Linked DNA regions of Homo sapiens: region 2 is linked to region 1. Evidence: chromatin contacts called from ENCODE Hi-C or POLR2A ChIA-PET data. All regions are on one chromosome and are shown on one strand. Each heading gives the region's core, a stretch centred on a gene start or an enhancer-like site at or near the end of the contact. The rest is flanking DNA. Distances are from core to core; before and after follow the strand shown. Region 1 has its middle 19 kb from the start of NFKBIZ. Region 2 has its middle 150 kb from the start of RDUR.

The links. A loop is a pair of places that touch in the nucleus more often than their neighbours do. ChIA-PET counts read pairs that join two places held with the same protein, here RNA polymerase II (POLR2A). Pooled maps may share reads with other maps.
Region 2: a map of IMR-90 shows a loop between it and region 1 (2.7-fold over the local background). The contact joins two enhancer-like sites. A Hi-C loop is called at or near these places in 9 of 168 maps with a recorded cell type or tissue (IMR-90, PC-3, PC-9 and 5 more) and 16 of 50 pooled maps. POLR2A ChIA-PET finds 5 or more read pairs at or near these places in 12 of 52 experiments (A549, AG04449, CD4-positive, alpha-beta T cell and 8 more).

The regions. Positions count from the first base shown.
Region 1 is chr3:101,866,053-101,870,658 of GRCh38, reverse strand. No RefSeq gene overlaps it. Among named protein-coding and RNA genes, the nearest start is that of NFKBIZ, 19 kb to the right of the region's middle. Within about 2 kb of position 1,723, at least 6 of the 41 ENCODE cell types and tissues checked have a DNase peak (open chromatin) inside an H3K27ac peak, as active enhancers do.
Region 2 is chr3:102,086,415-102,091,396 of GRCh38, reverse strand. No RefSeq gene overlaps it. Among named protein-coding and RNA genes, the nearest start is that of RDUR, 150 kb to the right of the region's middle. Within about 2 kb of position 1,341, at least 5 of the 41 ENCODE cell types and tissues checked have a DNase peak (open chromatin) inside an H3K27ac peak, as active enhancers do.

The DNA of each region.
Region 1 (4,606 bases), core at 474-2,973:
ATATAATAGAAATCAGATCAATAGCTGTGTGGAAGGAGAGATTGACTGCAAAGGGGCATGAAGGAAATTTCTGGGATGTCAAAAATGTTCTGTATCTTGACTGGGTGGTGGTTACATAGGTGTATACATTTGTTAAACTGTACACTTAAAATTTATGCATTAATTACACCTCGCAAAGTTGATTTTTAAAAGAACACTTGCATAACCCTTTAAATTAGGAGCCTTATTATCTTCATCATAATTCTTTAATGAGTCATTCAGCAATAAATTTTATAAGGAACAAGTTATTTATGAATCACACAAAGGCACCCCAAATGAATGTCTAATCATTCATTCATTTCTGTGTGCACGACTGGAGAAATAGATGCCGGTTAAACTAATAAAGCCCCTGCCCGTCATCTGTGATCCTAGGCTGCAGAAGAAACTGTAATGTAAGTTCTCATCTTGGTTCCAAGAGCTCTCGGCAACTATTTCTTGACCAGTCTCTGAAGTGAGTGTGTCTATTTATTTTAAACAAGTTGTACCATCTGAAATCGTGGCTGCTGCAGAGCTAAGGGGTTCTTTCCCTACAGCAGGGTTCCCCAACTCCAGCGCCATGAACCGGTACCAGCGATGGGCGAGCCAGCATTACCGCCTGACCTCTGCCTCCTGTCAGATCAGCCTCTGGCATTAGATTCTCACAGAACCGTGAACCCTATTGTGAACTGTGCATGCAAGGAATCTAGGTTGTGTCCTCCTTATGTGAATCTAATGCCTGATGATCTGAGGTGGAACAGTTTCATCCTGAAATCATCCACCCACCCACAGCCCATCCATGGAAAAACTGTCTTCCATGAAACTGGTCCCTGGGCCAAAAAGGTTGGAGACCGCTGCCCTACAAAATATGCCCCCCTCTCACAGTAGAGGTAAATGGCTAGAGTCTGGCAACACAGTAAGCTGATGCTACTACTGGTCAGATATGCTGTCCTAATCACCTTCTCCTGCTCCAGGACCCTTTTATAGATTCTTTTGAAAACACTGGCAATAGGGAAGCTACACTTTCCTTTCCTTGAAATTTTCCAGGCCGGGCACGGTGGCTCATGCCTGTAATCCCAGCACTTTGGGAGGCCAAGGCAGGTGGATCACGAGGTCAGGAGTTCAAGATCAGCCTGGCCAACTTGATGAAACACCATCTCTACTAAAAACTACAAAAATTAGCCGGGCATGGTGGCATGCACGTGTGGTTCCGGCTACTAGGGAGGCTGAGGCAGAAGAATTGCTTGAACCCAGGATGTGGAGGTTGCAGTGAGCCGCGATCATGTCACTGCACTCCAGCCTGAGTGACAGGGCGAGACGCCGTCTCAAAAAAAAAAAAAAAAAGAAAAAGAAAAAAAGAAATTTTCCCATCTGGAATGGGGAAGTGCTGGACAAAAGTGAGATATCATAAACTAAAGACACTGCTAGCCTGTGTAATGACCACACATCCTAAGACCAGTGCCCCCATTTATTGGAAAACCTCTCTTGCTGATTTGGAGCCTTAATTAAAATAGCAGGAAATGCATAAAATTGCACTATAAGCTCAAACCCTGTGTTATATATTGTATTAACTTTCTATTGCTGTGTAACAAATTACCCCTAAATTTAGCAGCTCAGAACACCACCCATGTGTTATCTCACAGTTCAGCAGGTCAGAGTCTGGGCGGGGTTGGCTTGACTCTGCATGAAGTAACACAACGCCAAACTCAAGGTGTCAGCAGGGCTGGGCTCTTATCTGGAGGCTCTGAGCAAGAATCTGCTTCTAAGCTTAATCAGGTTGTTGGCAGAAGTCAATTCCCTGTGGATGTAGGCCTGAGATTCCATTTTCTGTTTGGATATTTACAAAATACCTGTATTCCTTGGCTCATTGCCCCCTTGCTCCATCCTCAAAGCCAGTAATTGTGGGTTGAGTCCTTCTCAGGCTTGGAATCTCTAAGATTTCCTCTTCTGCCTCCAGCCAAAGAAAACACTCCGCTTTTAAAGGGCCCGTGTGATTAGATGAGTAGTTTCCCTATCTTAAGGTCAGCTGGTTAATAATTACTTTATTTACCTTTGCAAAATCACTTTTGCAATGTAACCTAACAGAATCACAGGAGTAACATCTGAGGCAAAGATAGCCCTAGGACCATCTTAGAATTCTGCCTACGATTCCAATGCTAGATTCTATCCAGCACCACTCACCTTCTTCGTGTCCTCAAAAATACCACTCACCCAGACATTTTAAAGTTGTATTTAAAAAGTAAATGCTGCAGTGGCACACACCTGTAATCTCAGCACTTTGGGAGGCTGAAAAGGGAGCATTGGTTGAGGCCAGGAGTCTGGCCTGGGCAATATAGTGAGACCCCCATCTTTACAACAAGAATAAATTAGCCGGGCATGGTAGTGTGCACCTGTAGTCCCAGCTACTCAGGAGGCTGAGGAGGGAGAATCACTTGACCCCGGGAGGTCAAAGCTGCAGTGAGCTATGATCATGCACTGCACTCCAGCCTGGATGATAGAGTGTGACAAAGAGAGGGGAGGGGAGAGGGAGGGAAGAAGGGGAGGGGGAGGGGGACAGGGGAGCAGAAAGAAAGGAAAGAAAGAGAAGGAAGGAAGGAAGGAGAGAGGAGAGAGAAGGGTTGGAAGAAAGGAAAAAAGGAAGCAAGGAAGAGAAAATTCAGATTCAGAGCTCACTTTCCTGATTGCAATAATTAAGTCTGGAATATGACAGAAAATACCAGATATGAAAGTTAGAGGAATTGTGTTTTAATCCCAGGAGGTCAGGGAAAGGAGCAGTCAGTAAGAGCTGGAAAAAGCTTAATAGAGAAAGTGGCACCCAAGCAGGGCTTTCTAGGATGCACAGAATTTGGGGAGGTGAGGACTTGACAAGAGACAGGAATAAACAGAGCATCAGCTGATACAGTGAAGAGACCCACCTGATAGCCCACTGGGGAAAAATGAGATGAGATTAGACAGGCAGGGTCAAGCTAAGGTCAACATAGCTTTGTAAACCAGGACAAGAGTTTGCATCTGATTCAACAGGCAGCATTGAGCCTTTGAAAAACTTTCTCTGTTTCTTTAACAGTATGCCAAGTAGTGGAAATTTTGGGATTGGTAAGAAAAGCAGGAAGATTGGAGGAAGAATAATTAGAAAGCTATTTACTGGGGACACAAGTTACTTATCTGTTAGCGACTCTTACTGACAATCTATAATGCTTGGAGTGGGCTTTAACTTATTCTAGAACAAAATATGGGGGCAAGAGGAAACAAAAATGGCAAAATGTTTATAATTGATGAAGTTTCATGATAGATGTATGTGTTCAATATACTATTCTGCCTACTTGTATGTGTGTTTGAATGTTTCCGTAATAAAAAGTCAGGTTCCTGTCTATTGTGGTAATCCAAGAATAAAGCCTTGAAAACCTAGATGTGGGTGGTGGCGGAGAAAATAGAAAAAAAAAAAATTAACAGACTTTTTTTAGCTACCCTATTAACTGATTAATAGACATTTTGACCTTGATAACAAATTTGATATAACTTTAGCTGAGGGAAGAAACAAAACTGATTGATTTATATAGATAGGGAAATAGAATAATGTCATAAAAGAAAAACTTGTCAGCTGTCTATAAATCCTGCACTTTAAATGACGTACCTCATTAGCCTGTATGATTAGAATGTGTATAGAAATTAATAACCTGTGTAAATTAAACTTCTGTCTATACATCTTCTTATTACACCACATTGGCAGGATCATGGATGGCTCACTGCAGCCCGGAACACTGGAGGCCCAAACAGTCCTCCCACCTCAGCCTCCAAGTAGCAGACACTACAGGCATGTGCCACCACACCTGGCTAAAAATTTATCTTTAAAAAAATTTTCCAGGAATATTTTGAGTAGAGGCACCATCCAAATGCTTACTTGTTTTCCCAAATGATATATTTTGAATTTTCCTTTGATATATTTTTCAAAATATATATTGGGATATATTCAAATATATCCCAAATGATATATTTTGAATTTCCTGGTGTAAGAAGTTACACCAGACAAAATTGCTATCCTGAAGACGACCAATTCTTCCATATCTGTGAGAGCCTAAAAAGGAGAATTTTTTGAAAATTTTAAAATATTCTGGAAGGAATACTTCTTGGGAGCAAAAAGAAAAGGATACCTTTTTTAAAGACAAAAGAAAAATGATATCTAATGTAAAAAAAAAAACACCTCTGGCACCAATTCAGAAAAGCAGACTCTCACTGGACACACTCCCACTGAGGCAAACACCAAAACTAACCCTAGAGTGCTGGAAGAAAATAGCAGTTCGCCTCCAGACCAGTCGACACCTGGGGCTTCCACGAAGGCCAATCAGGAAGTACCCTACAGTCTTACACAATCACTTGAAATTAAAGTACTACCTGAGAGATGTTTGGCTGCAAATAGGGAGAGCAGGCCATGTGAATTAAGATACCATGAATTGAGTTAATAAAAATAAATAGTAATTTGAAACTTAAACCCCAGATCAATTAAGCTAAGGAATCTAGTGTTGTTTCACAATCTGAAATTTGTCCCGATTGTCAAGCCTACAGGAACTATGCTGATCCAACAGGTAAACACATG
Region 2 (4,982 bases), core at 92-2,591, 220 kb before region 1:
TTACCTAAATTTTTTTCCACAGTGATGATGGGTTTGTCCTGACTTGTTCATGGCCTCTTGCTTGGGTTTCCTTGTAAACAGGGGCAAAATGTGTAAGACGTCTTATGGGGCTTAGCACTGTAGCTAAGACATAAATAGGCTTTTTAAAGATTGTTTCCTCTGTACAAAATTCAGTGACTCAAATAGGAGGCAAATTTGTGAGCTTGTCGCCTTTACCACCATATTCAGGTCAAACAGGGTAAACTATGGAGCCCAATGCACCAGTGAGTGAGCCAACACTCACCGAGTGGTAATAATAATAGAATTGGTAGTAATTACCATTAACGGAATACCCTGTATGTACCACATGTTGTGCGTCTAAATTAGCCCTCACAACTACTCTGTAAAGTGCTATGGAAAGCACCACGGACACTGTGAACTTCTGTGTTCCATTCTCAGATGATGAGTCAATAGGAGCAATGAATTCCTCTGATTGTGTCTGGGGTAGGATGAAGAGTTAATACAGGACCTAAGTTAACCCAATCAATGAAGCGAAGGATTTATATTCCAGACTGGAAGGTTGGAAATTTCTTTCTGTCTTCAGCTAGACAGAACTAGAAAGCATTCATCTCTATTGTCACTGGCAACCACCTTATAATTACAAAGGGAAGCAGCTGGAGATGACATCTATATCTGGCAAAGGAAGACGTGGAAATATCCTGTGTCACCAATGACATTTGAGCCACTGATTGTTCTGCACCAGAAACCCACGCTATTTCTGGGTTTCCAATTAATTACATGAGATAATAAACTTACCCGTTGCTTAAGCCCATTTGAAACTGGGTTTTCTGAGACTAGGCTTCTTAACACAGATAGCATTCCAAATGATGCAGATATTACTATCTCCATTTCACAGAGGAGAAAATTGATGCCTAGAGATCCTAAGTCTCTTCCTCAGTGTTACACAGCTAACAAATTGCACGTGCACAGTAAGAGTCCAGGTCCTGCGCTTTGTCCTCAATCACATTTCCTCTCCAAATTAAGTACTAAAGCCCCTTACTTTCACAGCATGTGAACAGAATGCTTAATGGCCTCTTGTATGGGTAAAAATGCACTTGAAAAAGTGGAAGAGTTTTGTCATTCTATAGCTATTTCTCTGTTAAAAGCAAATGGTAAGAGTTAAACAATAAATCCATGAGTCAAAGACTGATGCTATTAAATATATCAGCCATGATTTTAGAGTCTAAAAATACACCAAACACCAGACTATAAAATGTTCTTGACGTCAATAGACGACTCAGCAGTCAGTTGAGGTCACTTTACAACCTTTCCACAACTGCTTCACAGAGAAACCTATGCTTTTCTCAGGACCATAAAAATACTGGACCGCACAGGCAGTCAGCCGTTAACTACACAATACACTAAATTCTTGTAAACTATGGGTTATGAGACTATCCACGGACAATTCATATAATCTCATGACCTGAACATAAAGTACATCCTGTAAAGAGAGCATCACTTGTCTTTTTAAATCTGCATTACCTGTTTTTAATGCATTTAAGTTTGAACCTATGCTACTGAAAAAAATCTTCAGAGCTAACAGTTTCTGCCATTTGGTAAAAATTCAATGAAATCCATTCAATTGTTTTAATAGCTAATTAGCTGTGTCCCATTACTGTTTATCTCAGGCTCTAAAACATTGTCTGAAGGCATTTTCACAGCTTCATGTCACTAGGCATCTTTTCATCTGGAGTTTAACGGCAGCAACTACAAAAGAAGAATCGATCCCCTCTCTCCTCTCCCAGTGAGCACTTGCCTCTGAGGCTATTCCCTCTCTATACTTACATTTAAAATAAATAGATTCCTATGCAAAAAGTGGTTCGTTCAATGGGGAAGGAAAACCAGGCCCCAGTGTTTGTACTTAACTGGCCCATTAAAACCTTAAACTTAGATTTGAATCTAAGTTCATGTGCCATATCAACATAACTTCTGGCACACCTGATGCAGCTCATGGATCTGATAGCTCATAAATTCTCCCCCCACTGAAGTTATGTCCAAAGGCCAAATACAGAAAGACATTTTATTTGTGTGTGAACAGATTATGGCTTTATAAAGCACCAGCTTTGGAGCAGAGCCGTAATTTATGGCATTCAGACAGTACAAACAAGGATAAAGAAATACTATTATTTTCACCATGGAGCATTGAGTAGAAAAGAAATATAAATGTTAACCCATCTGGCATCACTGCATTGCAATATATCTGTTTTATGTTCTGTGTGAGATGAGATTTTTTTAATGCTTTTAAGATATCAAAATAAATTGCACAGACTTGTGATACCTTGGGGGTTCTACCTGGTGGCTGATATGATGGGGTGAACTACACACACAATAAAAGGGTTTATAAAGTTTAGAAATTGCCTAATCCAATATATTGGGAAGAATCAGATAAATGATGCAGGCCAAGAGAAGTTAGGTGTATGAATGCCAGCCCACATAATACAAGGACATTATTCTTGGGTCTAGGTAGACAAAATGTATTAGACTATTTGTAACTTCCATTGTGTTACAGAGATGTGGCCTCTGAATTCCAGAGCAGCTGACCTGTAGTCCCCAAGTCAAAGTAAGCTCTGTCTGAACGAATTCTCTTGAAAAGATTGGTCCTGAGCTTACAGGCCTCTGTTTGTGTGTACATCTAAAAATAACCTGGAGAATTATACTGCTAATAGGAAGGAAGATGCCACACATTTTCTTCTGTTTTTGGCCTTTGCCTGCTTTTCTATAAGATAGCTTGATTTTTATATCAATTCATCATGTCTATTTTATGTTTTGTAGATATTTTTGCCAGTCCATCATTTGTCTTAACTTTGCTTATGGTATCATTTGCTCAATCAGAACTTAAAAAAAAAGCAAAATTTTAATCTAGTCAAGTTTATCCATCTTTATTTATAGTTAAGAATGTCTTCCTCACACATGGTGAAACAAACTTTCTCTGAAATTTCTTTGAATATTTTCACTATGTTTTTTCATTTATGTCTTTAATCAATCTCAGATGGTTTTTTGCATGAGCTGACATAAATAAATTTTCAAAAACATGAAAAGATGCCCCTTGCATCACATCTGACAGGAAAATATAGCAATATGACATACCACTACTTTCAAATCAGAGTGGCAAAAATTGTACAGTAATCTTTGATGGGTAGTGTGTATATAAAAAGGATTCCTGCATACTGTCACTTGGCCTGTGATTTGCTATAGCCTTTTTGAAATGTAATCTGATGACACATTTCATTTGATAATCTAATACTTAAAAATAAAAAAGCACTGATGTATAATATTTAAAAAAGAAGTTCAGTGCATCTCTGTTTATTAACAGTAAAAATCGGCCAGGCACAGTGGCTCATGCCTGTAATCCCAGCACTTTGGGAGACCAAGGTGGGTGGATCGCCCACAGTCAGGAGTTCAAGACCAGCCTGGCCAACATGGCAAAACCCTCATCTCTACTGAAAATACAAAAATTAGTCGGGCTTCGTTGTGCTTACCTGTAATCCCAGCTACTTGAGAGGCTAAGGCAGGAGAATCGCTTGAACTCAGGAGGCAGAGGTTGCAGTGAGCCGAGATTGCACCATTGCACTCCAGCCTGGGTGACAGCAAGACCCCATCACAAAAAAAAAAAAAAAAAACAGTAAAAATTATCCATATGTCTGTCATTAGAAAGACTCCTGCACAGCCAGTTTATTTGGAAGGTGACTCCAAGAGGGGATCATGGGACCAGGGAGAATGAGGCGGGGAAGATTGAAAAGCCCAATTAAAAATGGAAGTTGATCACTCCTGAAAGCAACAGCACTTGATTCTGCCTCCTGAATAACTTACAGAATTGCCCACTGGCGGTCAGGAGGTGGGAGCACAGCCATTAGAGAGAAACTCTAGAGAAAAAAAGCAAAACAACTCAAGACACATACTTGAGTCAAGATGCTGTCAGCACAAGCTGATTCTACATTCACGTGGAACTGTCCCCTTCAAGTGTGGCTGACATCAGAGGTGGCCCAACTGGACATGTCATGAGGCTCCTGGTAGGTGAACGTTTGAATAAATTATGGTATATCAGTCATATAGAAAATTATGCAGCCACTTAAAAATGAGTGAGATACACATATATTGACCTAGAAAGATGTAATAATATATTAGCAAAGTAAACTATGGCACACCCTTTTTGTCATGTTTTCCTTTTTAAAAACTTTTTTAATTTTTGTGGGGACATAGTAGGTGTATATATTTTATCATATTTTCCTTTTTAAAATTAAAAATATACGTGTGTACTTATATATCTTTATATGAATATAGAGGAATGTCTGAAAGGATATATACCAAATTGTTAACATTTGTTTACTCAGAGATGGAAAGTGAAAGAGAAAATTATTAAACATTTCTTTATACACCTCTGCATTGTGTAAATTGTTGCCCCCAAATATTAATACATTATTTTGGGACATTTTAATTATCTTTTTTAAAAAGGTAATTACTTGAGGGACATTAAAATTCAACCAATTTACTCTATATCTCATAAGTACATATGATTATCCCATGTCAGCTAAAAATAAAAATAAAAAATAAAATAAAAAAAAGTAAACCAACTTATCCCTATCTACAGCCTCATTCCCACTTGAGAGCTTTCTACGGAAAGAAGTTCATTTCATTGCTGGACAGTCATAATTGTTAACTGCTAGTAAAAACCGTTCTATTTCTGAGCCAAAACTGTCTTTCTTTTGTTTGTTCTATTTCTGCTCTCTAGATTGTCACTGTTTGATATGGCCTCCAGATACATGGACTCTTAAGTATTTGAAATGCAGCTAGTCCAAATTTAAATGGCTTTTATGTGTAAAATACACAGCACTATATAGATATAGACAGATTTTAAAGACTTAATATATTGTATATGTATTATATAGTATATATACATAATTTTACACATACAGGTTTTGAAGACTTAGTGATTAAAAATGGTA